Regions from separate parts of the Homo sapiens genome. Here region 2 is linked to region 1. A link is a loop called in an ENCODE intact Hi-C map of the cell type or tissue named here. Cell type or tissue: Calu3. All regions are shown on one strand. Links, peaks and the distances in the headings refer to the core of each region. The heading gives the core; the rest is flanking DNA.

Region 1 (8,338 bases), core at 68-8,067:
TTTAATGTTAGAAATTCAAGGCTAACTAATTACACAAAGTGTTTGTGATGGTACTGTCAGCAATGATTTCATCAACATTAAGATCATCTTGAGACACTCAATTTCACCTAAGGGAAATAACCATAAATAATTTCCGAATGATTGTAGTGGAGTTCACTGCATACAATTATAATCAGTTTATAGCAATCTAGGGCAATCTTTCCTTGCAAACAGTATTTATACTTTCCTCACTTAATCTTGTGTTCTCACCAATGACGAAGCATGGCTATGGGAAGGTCTGTCCAAGATTTCTCAGCTGGGAAGCCGCCCAGTCTGCCAGGGCTGAGGGCCTCCTGACCAAGTGCTCCCCTCTTTCCCCCAAGCTGTCCTTGGAGACTATGTGTTGCAGTCACATGAGGACTGGCTGGATAACAAATTGCTGATTGTATGTTCTCCACAGTGCTGTCCACCTTCTCTGCCCTGTTTCCATTTTATTTTCTTCAGTCGCCCTCCTTCTCTCCATCCCTAATTAGCATAATTTGGGGTTTCTCTTTTTCATGACCTGCTCTCCTGTCTTCCTATTGAAACATAACTGGATGGGTACTAATGAGAAGGTGGACTGTTGGTAGCATCAATATCAATGTGAAAGAGATTCAGATTGTAGTTCAAGGGAAATAAATTTCATCCCAGGTGAACCCTAACTGTGGAGGTAGCTAATAATTTCTATAGTGACTGGAAGTTACTGGTTGGCATTGGTGAATTGATTTGTGAAAAGATGGAAAGGCAGAACTCTACAGCACATTTGTTTGTGCAACGCATTGCCAGTGTGACCTTTGGCTTATTTCTCTTCCTTCTATATTAACTGAAACACAAGCTATTCAACAGCTAATTATTAATCTCCTGAGCACTCAGTATGTTGTTGTGTTGTGGAGGATACAAAGATGATTTAGACTTGAACTCTGTTTTCTGGAAGCTTATTCTAATTATATAGAAGACACACAAAATTATAATGCTGATGAAAGCCGGCATTTAGTTAATTTCTTACCATTAACTAGATACCATAAACACTGTACCCCATAGTTCCTGTAACTATCTTGTTGGGTAGGTGCTTTCAACGACCCCATTTTATAGATGGGGCTGCCTAGACTTAATGCAGAGGGAATTTTTGCTGTATTAGTCTGTTCTTGTACTGCTATAAAGACATACAGGAGACTGTGAAATCTATAAAGAAAAGAGTTTTGATTGGCTCATGGTTCCAGAGGCTGTACAGGAAGCATGGAGGCATCTGCTTGGCTTCTGGGGAGGCCTCAGGAAACTTGCAATCATAGAGGAAGGTGAATGGGGATCCAGGCATCTTACATGGTGGAGAAGAAGCAAGAGAAAGAGGAGAGAGGTGCCACACACACTTAAGCAATCTGATCTCATGAGGACTCACTATCATCATGACAACACCAAGAGGGATGGTGTTAAACCATGAGAAACTGCCCCCATGATCCAATCACTTCCCACTAGGCCCTGCCTTCAACATTGGGGATTACAATTCAACATGAGATTTGGGTGGGGACACAGATCCAAACCATATCACTGGCCAAGGCCACTAGCTAGTAAATGACAGAGCAAAATATTTGAGTCCAAAGCATCTCTCTTAGTCACTCTGTTATACTGCCTCCAGAAGTAGGTCAAAACAGAATCTTTATATGGGTGTAGTACACTAGTTTTTTTTTTTTTTTTAAAGTTTGTACTTAGAGCTTAGGATACTGTTTTCCACTAAAATGGTTGGAGAATAATGTAAGACAACATACAAAATTGTCTTCTTGTTTGAATATGCTTGAGTAACTAAAGTATTTGAGATAGACAAACACGTGCTCTGGGTATTTGGAAAGGGAAGAAATTACCATGGACAGGAGCTGAGGGAGGCTGCAAAGAGCAGATAGATTTGGACCTCCCTGTTAGCACAGAACTGTGAATTTAAGAAGCCTTTCTCACTCCTGCAGTCATTCTTTATCCCATTGCTCTGTTTTCTTTTCTGTTTTTCTTTATTCACCATCTTCTCCTACTAGAGGTAGGAAGGCAAAGGCTCTCTTGATCTTGTCCATTCCTCCTTATTCTGGGTCTAAAAGAGTGGTTACACATAGTAGGCACACTGAAGCTGGAGTTGTTGAATGATGGAATTTTCCATATGAGGAGTTTGAGTTTCTTAGCCAGTGGGGATATGTGGTAAGTTCACGAACAGCCAAGAGTCATAATAAAAATATTTGAAATATCTTACACTTTTATTACAACTTTTTTCAAAGTGCATTTATCTACTGTGTCTGTACTGTGTTCATAACAGTCCTATCAGGGTGGCTTGACAGATCTTTATTATTCTGATTTTACAAAGAGAAAAGTAGGGCTTAGAGAAGTTAGGCCATTTTTTTTTTCTTGAAGTGTATAATTTAATAGTGTTTAGTGTATTCGGAGTTGTACAACCATCACAGTCAATTTTAGAGCATTTTTTATCACTCCCCCACCCCACCACCAAAAGAAACTCTGTATTCATTAGCAGTGAATCTCCATTTCCTCCCAAACCTCCTCCCAGTCCTAGGCAAGGTTAGGTAATTTGCCTTAGGTCACACAGCTGGTGAGTAGTGGAGGTAAGAACAAAGGCTAGGTATCTGACCCTGTTTTATCTTGCTCTTTCAGATAGCCTGTTAGTGGTTTATGGAATGGACTGGAGTCTGAAGGCATAGACCCGGCTGGGTATGGGCCTCGGCTTTCCTCTCCAAACCAGCAGAAGGCCTGGTCGGGAACCACGGTGTCTCAGCCAAGGGCTCAAGCAGTCTGATCAGCTGTGGTCATTCAGGCAACTTCTCTCTATGTTTAAAACCACAGTGAATTTGACCAATGAGGACTCACTTTTGCAATGAGAACATTTTGAGTGTTAGTCAACTTACCGCACCTTCCTAACCACCTACAGGATTGTTGTCTTGGTCTTTTTCAATTTGGAGAGATAATTAACCCTTTGTCTTCCAACCCTTGCCTAGAAACAATTTAATTTTCTCAGATAATTTATCCTTCAAAAGACTAGTAATTAATATAGCAGAATTGGACTACTCCAAAGAGAGATGGTATTCGATCCACTTAAGTTACTTCCCAAATTAGGACAAACACACTCAAACCTTATTCATTTGAACCTAATACAATGTCATGCATATAATACTCCAAGCCTAGTGAACCATAGGGAAGCTGGATTAATGAGCTTTTATCTAGACTGAGCTCTGAGCCCCAAACATCTGAATCGACTTGTTATGAGCTCTACAGTCTCCTTCTTGGAGGCTGGCCAAATCAAAACAAAACGAGTTATGGTTTCAGTTAGTATATTTACCCAGGCTTGATTTGAATACAGTGATGTTGGTGGGGAGGAATCTTCTGATATTTCAGTTGCCAGTATTTGCAGTTCTGACAAATCTATGTGTAGGTACATGCAGTATACACCTGTGCTTATCAGTTTGGACTACATTTGGCCATGTTTTTATTAGATAGGAGAGAGAAAGAGATGGAAAAATTCAGAGAGGGAATGATGGAGAGAGAGAGAAAGCGTGTGTGTGTGCGTGTGCGTGTGTGTGTGTGTGTGTGTGTGTGTGTGTGTGTGTAGAGTGGAGACAGAGCTAAGGTAGGTGTTAGCTTAAGATCTATCCAAATGTGAAAAGGCCTGAAACTGATGCAAATCCACAGTAATTCTACCAATCAGTCCCAATACTGTCCTGTTTCCCTGAATACCTGCCAAGCACAAGGTTTCCCTTCATGAGCACCAGCCAGCTGAGGAAAGCAAAGGGAGAGGCATCCAGGCCGTGGCGGGCTGCCAGCACTCAGAGTGGAGACACACAGCTCCCCTTTGGGGCCTGCCTGGACGTCTGAGCTGAAGTGCCCTGCCTCTGACCTGCCCGGTCCCTCCCCCTGCCTGGCCCAGAAACCCCCCTCTGCAGTGGACATCTTTGAACAAAGGTGTCTTTCTTGGGACACTTTACCTACGGCCTGACTCTGGCATGCAGCTTGGTTTCTGTCTGCTCTGCTCCTGGAGTGCTTAGTGCACGGTGCTTGGAGATTTTCCTTGCATTCGCCCTGGTGGGGATTGCAGTGGCAGGGCAGGATAGTTGGGGGGAGTTGGGGGGAGACGGGAGGGTCTGAGGAGATATGGGGATTTAAAATAAGCTCTGCCCCTTTTGTACTGAAAAGAATGGCTTTTCCAGCAGGAGCTCAGGGTCAACCTTTCACCCCCTCCAGAAAGCCTTCCCTTTCTTTCTTCACTCTTTAATAACAATAATGCTGCCTGCAGTTAGACAGCACCTGATATTTTGCAAGCACCACATATCCTTGGATCTTTACAACAACCCGTGAGGCAAATCAAGCAGGTAGGGAGAGATAGGGGTTGAAGAAAGAGCATCCCAGCTGTGTGTCCTTGGGCAAAAGATCACCTTACTTTCTTCTTGGGCCTCAGTTTGCTCATCTGTAAAAAACCGATAACAAGGCATTTCCTGTCTCATAGGGTTGTGGTAGAAACAGTGAAACAATGCAATTATAAAGTGATGCCATGTCAAGTATTAGGTAAACATAAGGAATTTTTAATTCATCTCATAGATGAAGAAATTACATCTCAGAGACATGAGGAATTTTATCCAAGGGCACACAGCTTAGTAGCAAAATTAGAACTAGGATCCAGGTCTCCTATTTTACGGTCAAAGTTACTTTCCACCACTCCACACACCTTCCCGTAGAAAGAGTAATCTTTAATGGTTATTAGTAATTAATGGGAGACAAAGCATTTGATTTTCCACACACTTGGCCCAAGGCATGTACAGATGACTGTCAATTGCTTACTATGTCTGATATGCTGGCTAAACAGCCTGTTCCTTTCCTCCCTGCAGGGGTGCCTCTGGGCCTGGTCCTGGAAGTAGACAAGCCTTGCATGAAACCTGACCCTGCCACCTATGCCCTGTGTCTTTTGGGACAGGTTTCTGCACCTCTTTGAGGCTATGTTTATTCCTCGGTTAGGTGGAAGGCTCCAATAAGACCTTCCATGCCATGAAAGGCTGCCTGTGGCCCCAAAAGGCCCACACTTATCTCTGCACACACCTTCTTCCTTTCCTTCCTGTCCTTTGTAACACCTCCTTCTTCCCACTGGGCTTTCTAAATCCTCTCCTTCCTTACCTGGAAGCCTCCTTCATTCATTAACTTCTCTGGCTAATTGATACTCCTCTTTTCTAAATGCTCACACTTTTTTTTTTCAGTTTTTACTATGCCTGAAGAACTTAACTACTTACACTTTAATATACTTTAGTATCTTTTACATGCCAACTCACTGTAATTCAGTTTTATGTTCCTTAAGAGCAAGGGGTTCTTCTTTTTTATCCCCTCACAGTACTCGGAACAGTGCTGAATGTGTGGTGGAATGCCAGGAACATTCATATTTGAGAAGCCTCCATTCCAGGTCAATGTCTTGTTTCCATGTCATTAGGTATTTTATGCCCTTGGCATAAAGTGCCCTCTCTCCCCTTTTCTCCCTGGCAACTCCTGGTCACCATTTGTGTCATTCATTTTCAGCTCAGGTGACACCTGCACTGTGAACCCTTCCCTAGTCCCCTCTCTTAACTCCTCTGCACAGTTATTATTTTGGTGCTGGGTCTTTATCCTCTACTAATCACATATATCTGTGAGAGCAGAGGCTGAATCTTCATCATCCCTGGATCCTAGGATTGTCCCTGTGCAGTGCTCCACACATTAGCCCATAATAAGTGCTAAGTGTAAGAGTAAATGAAAGAACTCCAAGTCAAATCTTTTACCAGAAACTGTTTTTGGTCTGAGTAGAAACTCCCTTGAAGAACTATGTGTCAGACAGTTTCAAAACAGTAGCTACATGGACTTTGCTTTTCTAGAGAACTGCACTTTTTGCCTCTTGGATTTTAAATTCTGCTTTGAGTTCATTGCATTGAGAGTTGATCGCTGCTATTGTCAGGGAGAATGGAATTTTAGTCCTATAGTGCAGGGCAGTGACTGAAATAGCTTCCTATATATCCTGTCTTCATAAATTCCTCCCTTCTTTCTTTCCCTCCTCCCTCCACTCACAACAAATCCCAGACCCTTCCTCTACTCCCCCTGTCTAAAAGACATTTATGAGGCTCATCTCTGGGGAAGCATCTGAGGCCCATTCCTGCCTCTCCCTGCCCTAGCATGAAGGTCTCTCATCCCCTCCCTCACCCTCGCCTCCTAGGCCAAGCTCAGATATCTCTTGCCCTGTTTATGGGCCGTTGGGATTTTTCCAACAACCTGAAATGAATCTCCGAGGCCCCACAGGTAGTGCAGCTCCGTCTCTGAGCCATAAACCATGGCTGGGTCTTTCATCTGCCATTGCTTATGTCATAAACGAGTGGAAGGAACAGCAAGGGGGAAAACAGCCCTGAACCATTCCAGATTTTTTTTTTACAAGAAAGGGGAAAGAAAGGCCCTGAGAAACATGTTCAAACTTTGTGCCAAGCAAATTCATTTCACTCTGGTAGGCTGTGTGTGGAGACTTAATCTCTGGACTTCCCCACTAGGAGTCAGATTTATGCTGCGTTTGTGTCTAAACGGCCTCCAGGGATGCTGACATTTGTTGTTGGAGAGCAGCGAGTGGTGTTCCTTTCATCTCCGCTGAGGGGTGTCAGCTTAAATTATGAGGGATCGCTCCAGCCTGCATCTGGGAGTGGGAGTCTCTGGCAAAGGAGAGGGGCCGCCTCTCCCTCCACTTCACTGCTCTGCTGTTTAAAGGTTTTTCTTCATCTTCTGCTCTCCAGTACTCCTCTTGGTTCTGGGGGCAGTCTCCTGGCTCTTTTAGAAATGTCCTTTCTCGTGAACAAATCGATCAGTGTAAATTTTAGGCACTGCATATTTTCATGGAGAAGCTGATATCCAAGTCAGGCAGGTCTGCCCCTGCTGAAAGAGAAAACAAAAGCCTCAGTGAGCACCCCAAGAGCAGCTTGGAAACTCCCCAGGAGAGTCAGAGGGCGCCACTATACCCATAATATTTACAACACAGTAGATGGAAGCTGGGTGATGGTTAGCCAGGGTCTGGATTCCTGTTGGCAGCTGGCTTGTGGCATCTATCTGTACTTTGAGAGGTGCCAAAAGGTTCCTCTGTTCCTCCATCTTCAGAATCTTTCTGGCTCAGATGTGCCAGGATGCCCAAAATTCCACATTGGTGACTGTTGGGTAGTGGCATTTCTTATTAAATGCATATATGTTATTGACTGTGGGAGAGAACATATCAAACCATGCTAACCATCAGCAGTGTTTCCTGCCTCCAGAGTCAGAGCTGGAAGAACGGGACACAGGATGTGTAAGTTTTGATGGAGAACAAGAGGTCAGGAGAGGTCTAGGGCAGGGGTCAGCAAACTATGGTATGCAGGCCAAATCTGGCCTGATGCCTGTTTTTGAAATACATTTTATTGGAACACAGCCATGCCCATTCATATTGTCTGTGGTTGTTTCTGTGCTACAATTGCAGAGTTGAGTAGCTGCAACAGAGACTGTGAGGCATGCAAAGGCTAAAATGTTAACTCTGGCATTTTAGATGAAACGTCTGTAGACTCCAGCTCTAGAGCATGAAGTGCTTCTTAGAAAGCAAAATGGAAGATGTAAAGGGATGGAAGAGAATGAGATATTGAATAGCAGGAAGGAGGACTCAAAGAAAGAAAATGCACCACAAAAGCAACAGAAACACTCCAGAGACAAACCACCACTACTACTGCTACCATTAACCCTGAGCAACATGGATTTGAACTGTGCAAGTCCACTTATATGTGGATTTTTTTCAACCAAATGCGGACAGTATTCAAGGGCTGTGAAACCCACATATATGCACTGTGGGAGACCCACTTTTCCTGTAGCCAGGTTAGGCAGGACCAGCTGAGGGACTTGTGTATGCACAGGTTTGAGTATGCACTTGAGTATATGCAGGGGTCCTGGAACCAATCCCTCGTCCCTTTCCCCTTCTCTTCTCCTCGTTTTGAAAACAAATATGTTTTTCTCTTTTCTTTCAGGGATGCGGAGAGAAGGAAGGAGCAGCCACCTGTGGTGCTCACCACCTCCCCTAAAAATAGGCCCCAACGGCTAACCTAGGAGGTGTTCTCCTCCCCTCTCTTTGTTGGTTCACGATGGCACAGCAGTTCTTTGGGGGATGTACACATGTCCCAGGCAAGGCTGAGTACAGCAACAGCAGTAGGAGGACCCCAGAAGGCCCTTAGCCATCCTGCCTCTGGGGCTCTGAACAAACTTCAGAAATTGCACTTTCCTTCTGCAACTAGCTCTAACTCTGCCTCCCTCTGTCGCTCTGCTTTCTCACAAG
Region 2 (8,338 bases), core at 9-8,008, 68 kb after region 1:
GCAATGAGCATTTGTATATTCTTTTCTCAAAACAGAAGTTACTTTACTGTTTGTTTCTGATTATCATGCTTACTGACAGTATGTCAAACAACATAAGAAAAATAAAATTTTAAAAGTTACTTAAAAGCCCATCATATTGAAATAATACATTAATAACATTTGGTGGAACATGGTTTCAGACACTTAATTCTTGTTATGTAACATATAACTATGCCTTGTGTGTATGTGTACACCCATAACTTTTTCTAAATTAGTTCATAATCATACCAATAGCTGTTCTGTAATCTATGGCTCTTCCACTCAATAACATAGAACATACATTTTAATATATGTTAAAACAGAATATAACCAGCTTTGCAAGCAGAAAGATAGTGATAGTTTTTTCCCCACACAAGGGCCACATTTTCTCTTTTTTTTTTTTGGTCTGATAAATATTTTTATCAGAGCATCTACTTTGTGCCAGGTTCTCTAACACCTTTCTCTGGTTTCATATTGGACGTGAGTGTTTGGGTAATCATTACTGGTATTGGTTAGCATTCGTGCTATCCTCTCCTTGGGTGTGGTCACAGGACTTGCTTTGCATAACGAAGTGTGAGCATATGTCACTTCCAGGACAAAGCCTTGGGGCCAGTGCAGGACTTGCCACATCCTTTCCTCCCCTCTGTGGGACACTGGAAGCACACTTTGATGTGGAACTTCTACCTTCCTGGCTCCCTGAGTGACTACACATAAACCAAGTCCTCTGCCAAGTTCATTGGGTAAGAAGTACACTTTTGTTACATTAAGCCACTGGGATTTTGTGATTGATTGTTACTGCAGCATAGCCTCTCCTATCCTGACTGATGGTATCTAAACAGCTGTTAATTTACTTAATTGTGTCTACCCCATAAGAGACTTTCTCTCATGCCTTGCTGAATGGTAGATCTACTGCATTTACAATGTGTGACCAATCTACCAGGCTAATAATCTTATGAGTATGAAATGGCAAATTACCCTAAACCCAGAATATGGTGAGGAAGAAGGCTGCAGGTTAATCACTATTTATCAAAATGTGCAATGAAGAACACCCACATCAGAATCATCTGGGTTACTTATTTACAAATGCAAGTATCAAGGTCCCATCAATACAATAGAATCAACAGATCTGTGGTGTGTATTTCTAAAAAGCTCCCCAGATGTTTTTTTTTTTACAAATTCCAAAGCCACTGACATGAGGTATAAGATCAAAAACATTGACTCACCACTTTTTTGGACTGTTAAAAGGAGTTTATCAGTGCTGACTGAGTGTGTCCTACATGTCAGAGATTATACTGGATCCTGCAAATACTAAGCCAAAACCAAAGCCAAAGTAAAGTTCCTGCCCTCAAGAAGCTCATAGACTATTTTGTGGGAGACAGTTGTATAAGTAAGTAATTTCAATCAATTGTTGGGATGGAAGCCTCTATAGGATACAGGGTGGGCCCAAAGCACAAGTGGTCACTTTGCATGTAGAAAGGCATTAAGGTTAAGCTGACATGGACAGGGATGTGTTGAAAGCCAGTATAGCTAACAAGAGCCTGATAGGATATCTGATGAGAAGGAAATGCTGTGGTGGGCTTTGAAAAGAATGTTAGACAGTTACTGGGCAGTTCACTTTCAGCTGTGAAGACAGTGACTGAAATCAAATATGTCATCATCAGAAATTCATCTTTAGAGGTGGCAAGAAAGAAATGCACTTGGCTGGATGGGTGTGTTTTTGCAAGAGTGAAGAGAGGGGTTGGCTCCAGGTGAAGTTTGACTTGAACATCTGTGCCTTTGCTTTCAGTGTCAGTTTGCCCTCTCATTCCACCTCTCCCTGGTATTCCTGGTGTTCTCCAGAGGGAAGAGACCTGGTGAGCTAAAATACATGGATATATGCATATCCTGGCAGCAGTATTTGCAGAGAAATCTCCTACTCGAAAATAACTAAAACTCTAATAGATGATAGGTCCAGGCAAGACTAGAAGTTAAATGTTGTTGATTGATCTACAAAGGAAAACCTGGGACTAAGGATGAGCCACTACTGATAATAATCTTCTGAGGGTGGGATATGGCCCTTTGCTCTCAGGTTTAATGTTTCATAAGCTAGGATGCTGAACAGAAGCTTCCCTTGAAGTTGGCTTGAAGGGAGATCAGGAAACATTGGCCTGCTGAGGTGCTGTGGCTGGCACTTAGGGAAAGTGCTCACCTTTTCCCAAAGCCTTTGTATCTGCCCTGCCTGAAACTGAGGAGCTGTCACAGGCTATTCCAGCAGACATTGCATTATCAGGACAGCAAGTGGAACTAAATACACGATTCTGGGTTTCCTTAGCTTCTTCATGATAAACCCATCCAGACCAGGGTGAATGGAAAGCCAGGGTCCTAAAGCCACATCAGCTGAGAAACTGTGGGCCTGACCGTGGAGGGTTAGACTGCACAGGAGAGGTCTGTGGGAATCATGAGGACAGCAACTATTGGAAGAACAGTTAATGGAACCATAAGTGGACTTTCTATAAACTTGTCAAGCACAGTGTCTAGCACATAATGGATATTTGATGTGTCCTTTTGTCCCTTTGTCTAATGGCAGAATAAAGACCATTGTGTGGAAAGAAGACATAGGCTCGATGTAAGGATGGATTTTCTAATAATTATAGTTGTTTAAATATGGTGTAAGTGGTCTTAAGAGAATACACTCATCTATATAGTCAACGATCATTATTGGAACACCATCTAAGTGTCAGGTATTGCAGTAAGAGTTGAGGATACAAAGATAAATAATATGTGGCTCTCTTCCTTTAAATGCTCAGAGACAAATGGGAGAGACAGATATGGATGAAAAAGATAAATTCCAATATAATGTGTTCTGATGAAGTGAGGGTAAAGTGCTGAGGGATCACAAATTATGGAGTAACCGATATGCCTGGCTGAGTTGGGAGAAGCCTCACAGAGCAGATGACATTTGATCAGGGTCTTGAAGGATGAGTAGTAGTCTGCTATTCAACAGTGTGGAGTTCTTTATCACTGAAAGTGTTCAGACAGAGACTGAATGGCAACCTGTCAAAGGTATTGCAGAGGGATTGCTAGAGAGATGGAAGACTGGTCAGTTAGGTGACCTCTAAGGCCCTTCCAAATCCAAGAACCTATAAAAGCGCCACAGTAGTGGGACATTATTGTTCCCGCCTATATGTTACCATCTATCAACACATTATTCCCAATTGTCTGCCTCATGGGGCACAAGGGGGCTGCTGTGAACCTAGAGAGGGTTTCAGCTGGAATGAGGAGGGGGAGAATTTACCTTTTCTTAGCCCTAAGGGTGAGTATCTCTTTACACTTCTCAGCTGAGTGTACTAAAGTGGAAATGTATGAAGGACTTAAGAAAACACTGAGAGTTGGGGATGGAAGAGATAGCTCTGTTCCTCTCCATACTTGGCAGAGTCTAGGGTGGGGTTTTCTTTATATCCAGGTGGTCTCATATTTCTCCGGTCTGTACAGAACAGCTGAAGCTGCCTCCTTTGCTGTAGCCCTGCTTGCCTGAGCCAAGACAGCCATTTGAGGCTTTCTGTCTGCCATCCAGCACTGACTTCGCCCTTCTGCCAAGAAAGCAATGAAGACAAAGGAGGAATACCTAAAGAAAAAAGTACATCCAGCTACTCGCAGTCATTGCAGCTGAGTTTTTAGGCTGGAGAATGCTTGAATTGTTCACATTCTTGACTCTGCTCGGGTGAGCACAGGTGCACTCAGGTGAAGCCACCATCCTTTTTCTTCACCTGCAGGGCTGAGAGGCCCCACTGACAGGCGGGCAGACAGACCTGCTATTGTCACCCTGCATGGGGTGGTATATCAAATGCATTTTAAGAAGGGCTTGAGGCTTGAGGCTCTTGGGTCTCCTAAGTACAGACTTACGGGGAAGAAATGAAGAAATCTTAAAAGGTTAAGCTTTTCCTCTGAGGAAAAAGAACATTTAGGCAACTGAGTCCAGCCACTTTCTTGGGGACTTCTCGTGGTCAGTCAAATGCAGACATAAATCACTTTACTTCCAGTCTCCAAAATACAAACCTTGGCTTTCACACTCGTTAAACTCTGGAACTAGTTAGCACATCAAGTTTCTTCTGGGATGTCTGTCAAGAAGGATTAGCAGCCAGTTGATGGATGTGGGTTCAGGCTGCAGTGAACTTGTAATATCCACTCAGCTCTGGAGAGCTGGCTCTGTGTCCCCTGCTGACCCCTACAGGCTCCTCGGAGTCAGGAAGAAATGGAACCTGATCCCATTGACTTCTGTGGTGTGTACAGATTGTGCCTTTTCTGTAAGCCAGTAATAATTACAATATTAACTATTATAAGGAAATATACAGGCATCTGCTTATTTTTGCCAAAAGAACCACAGGAAGGATAAACCAAAAAGTAGTGAAACCAGTTATTTACAGGGCATGGTGGGAATGGGGTGCAAGGAATTGGGATGGAGGAGAGGGATACATCTTTAAAAATACCTTTTTGTACAATCTTAACTTTTGGAAGCAAGTTAATGTTTTACTACTCAAAAAATTCAAATCAATAAAAATCCTGAAAAAAACCATAAAATTAAATCCAAACAATTGGATCTATTTGCATTTCATATGAAAAACAGTCATATTGAAGGAGGAAATAAAACTAATCAAAGTAACTTTTGAACACAGTATTTTCACTGTATGCCTCCAATCCAAAGAGAAAAAGAGCTATAAACAAATATTGAATGCTAAATAGTGTTTGTTTTTCATGATGGCATAGGTGAGTAATTCTGAAACTGCTCTGTGCGTGTGTTCAAGCATTGGGCAAATGAGTAAATACGTTGTAGGTGGGAGCCAGGTTTTTCACTGTCAGAGAAGGGAGGTCCAAATCCGGAAAGGGGAAGGGCTAGAATAAACTCGTAACATTGGTTTGAATGGAAGTACCAGTACGAATTCATGTTTTCTTTATAGGCATATTAGGTTTAATATGTATGTTTAGCATTATATGTATGTATTATGTTTAAATATGTATGAGCTGTCATGGGACAATGAGTTTATCTATATATTCATCAGTCACTACCGGAAAATGTTTTAAAGTGATATCAGTTCACCAAGAGGGCCTAAAACCAATGATACCCCAGTAGCAATGCACATGCCTGGAGGTCCAGATCTTGACTTTTAAAGATGATTCTGCACAAAGAGAACCTGACTAGATCCCTTCAGAGAAATGGAGAATTACAGGGCAGAGGAGATACAAGATAAACCTGGACCAGCTTTTTGTGTCAGAAAGCAAGGAAGTGCTTAACAAAGAAATGATGGAAGCGTGTCAAAACGATGGGGATCCAGATTGAAGTGGTGCCCACTAGCCAAATCTGAGATGTTTGAGAATCCAAGCAAATGCAATAATATTAATGGATTAAAACTTATTGAGCAAAAGAAGAATCCATGAGTCTATAAATAAATGAATAAATACATAAATAAATGGGGCAGAAGGAACAGTTCCACCTTATGATTCTAACTTTACAAAGTAGAAGAAAGGACGGCGTTAACAAATTACCACTTGTGACCATTAGACTTCACTCAGCCAAGAATCACCAATGAATACTAAAATTAGTGGTTGTGAGCTTTACGAAGAACAGAATATTTACATCATGTTAAAGTTTCTCCCCACAAATATTTAACTACAAAGGGAGAAAATAGTAATTATGTTGCAGTGGAGAAACATGGTGGACATCACCTTATCCAAGTGATCAGAGCTGCCTGTACCAGTATCGAGACAACCTGACGAGCCATGCCTCTGCTGTGATACACTGAGAAGGGCATAGCATTCTTCTGTGGCATTTCTGTCCAAATTCTGCAACCTGAATTTAGTCATGAGGAAACACCAGACAATCCCCAAATAAGAAACATTCTACAAAACAACCGGCCTTTACTCCTCAGAAATACCCAAATCATGAAGGACAAAGAAAGGCTGAGGAAATGTTTCAGGTGAAAGGAGGCTTAAAGAATCATGATAATAAGTGCATCATTGTAGATTGGATCCTGGAATGGAAAAAATAGCTGTAAAGGACAGTTTGAGAGAAGGGGCAAAATTTGAATATGGACCGTGGGTTAAATAATAGCATTATATCAATGTTAAATTTGCTGATTCTGATAATTGTACTGAGAGGATATAGGAGAATGTTCTTGTTCTTGAGAAATATATACCAAGGTATTCAGGGATAAAGGGACATGATAAATGCAATCAAAGCAAGACAGTGAGAGGGGGCAAGGGAGAAAATGGTTAAGCAAATGGGGCAAATCATTACTAATTGATGCATGTGATGCATCCCGATAAAAGACCGATGGGCTTTTCGTTGCTGTTGCTGTTGTTGTTATTGTTGTTGTTTTGAGACAGAGTCTCCCTGTGTCACCCAGGCTGGAGTGCATCAGTGTGATCTTTGCTCACTGCTACCTCCTCCTCTCGGGTTCAAGTGATTCTCCTGCCTCAGCCCCCTGCCCCTCGAGTATCCGGGATTACAGGCACCCATCACCATGCCCAGCTAATTTTTGTATTTTTAGTAGAGATGAGGTTTCGCCATGTTGGCCAGGCTGGTCTCCTCCTGACCTCAAGCGATCCACCCTCCTTGGCCTCCCAAACCTATAGGTTTTCCCCCCCCTTTCTTATAACTTTTCTGTTACAAATGATATACAAAAAAATCAAGATACTATAAAAGAGAAAAATGTAACTATTATGGGCATTTTTTTACTTTCTTATAACTTTCCTGTAGTTTGAAATGATGTACAAAAAATCAAGATATTATAAAAGCGAAAAATGTAAGTGTTATGGGCATTTTTTTGTACTTTCTTATAACTGTTCTGTAGTTTGAAATGATGTTTCAGTGACAAAAAACATCATGATAAAAGAGAAAAATTTAACCGTTATGATGGTGATTATTCTTACCCCATCTTGCACTGCTTTGGAGAGAATTAAATATCAATTATATTACAAGAACTTTCATTTGTATACTATTTCAGAGTACGCAACATGCTTTGACATTCATTATCTCATTTAATTTTCACAATAGCCTTTTGAAGTAAACAAGGCAGGAATTTTATTGTCCCAATTTTACAGGAAACCCAAGGTTAGACACCTTATGTCCCTTTCTCAAAGTTACGGAACTAAAAAGGAGTAAGGTCGGGACTTGGACCCAGGCTACCTAACTTTTACTACAAAGCTTCCGCCATTACACTAAGATATGTCTGACCTCTGCAGCATGTGTGCTCCCTACCGGTCAGGTGTGGAAGACGTGATTATGATTAGAGTGTGATAATGTTTGGGTGCTCTGTAACTGCAGCTCTATCACGGCACTCATCTTGGATTATACCCTTCTGTAGTATAGCCTTCTAGCAAAGTATTACAGACATTGTCCTATTTAATATTTGTCTTGTGGTAGGTGGTCATACCAGTGTCAGTGCCCAGACATTACTATACACATAGATTCAGGTCCCTTTTCCCTCACACATGCTGCTGTGATCTGAATACTTCTATTTGCCCAAAATTTATACGTTGAAATCCTACCTCCCGAGGTGATGGTATTAGAAGGTAGGGCCTTTGGGACGTGATCAGGTCATCAGGGCTCCACTCTCATGAATGGAATTAGTGCCCTTGTAAAAGAAGACCCAGAGAGATGCCTTGCCCCTTCCACTGCGTAAGGACTCAATGAGAAGGTACCATCTATGAAGCAGGAAAATAGCCCTTAGCAGGTAATAAAAGTCCACCACTGAGGAGGGGTCATGGGCAAGTGAAAGATAATATGGGATGAACAGCAAATGAGGCAAAAGATCAGATGATAGGAAAGTCAACAGCAGACCATGATGATTGGTCTAAGGTGCAAGTCTTGGAAGAGTTTCCAGGATTTTTCACTTAGAAGAGTGAAGATTAGAATTTCAGAGCACCTTCTCTTCAGAGTAAACAGGCAGGGAATTCCCTGGGATGAGACTCTTAAAATCTATAACCAAGCTCCTCAGATTTACCTTCAGGCCCATTGCAAGCCTTAATGTTTCCTGATACATTGTTATGACCCTGCCATTTCTATAGCATCTTTCCTGTTCTGAATCCTTAACCCTCTGATTATTTGTGTCCTTCATTTGACTCTGATCACATATCACCCTATTTGGAGTTGCTTGGGGGCTTGCACGCAACCACCACACACTCCTTAACCTGGAAGTTAGGTTTCTGCTTTGTTGAAACAGTTCTCCAAGTGGTCACCAACTCCAAAGACCTGCTCTGAGTCTTTACTCTCCTCCATTTACCTAGGGCAGGCATTTTTAGCCTTTTAGGATATGACCAGAATGCAGATATGCACATATATACC

The links. A loop is a pair of places that touch in the nucleus more often than their neighbours do. Peaks named below come from ENCODE experiments on the same cell type or tissue, not always from the same donor. Only the 100,000 strongest peaks of a DNase experiment are listed, where the experiment ranks them.
Region 2: a loop joins it to region 1, with 3.0 times the contacts of the local background. A loop is called at or near these places in 6 of 110 quality-filtered maps.

What each region holds. Positions count from the first base shown.
Region 1 is chr1:165,217,182-165,225,519 of GRCh38, reverse strand. All of the region lies in intron 4 of LMX1A (LIM homeobox transcription factor 1 alpha), which reads left to right. It overlaps LMX1A-AS1 (LMX1A antisense RNA 1), which reads right to left. Exons shown (of 3, transcript NR_183535.1): 2 at 8,267-8,338; 3 at 6,476-6,927. Among named protein-coding and RNA genes, the nearest start is that of LMX1A-AS1, 5.4 kb to the right of the region's middle. In Calu3, for the core only: no CTCF peak of the experiment used is centred there; DNase peaks (open chromatin) are centred at 3,289 and 3,839.
Region 2 is chr1:165,148,774-165,157,111 of GRCh38, reverse strand. No RefSeq gene overlaps it. Among named protein-coding and RNA genes, the nearest start is that of LMX1A-AS2, 51 kb to the left of the region's middle. In Calu3, for the core only: no CTCF peak of the experiment used is centred there; a DNase peak (open chromatin) is centred at 4,211.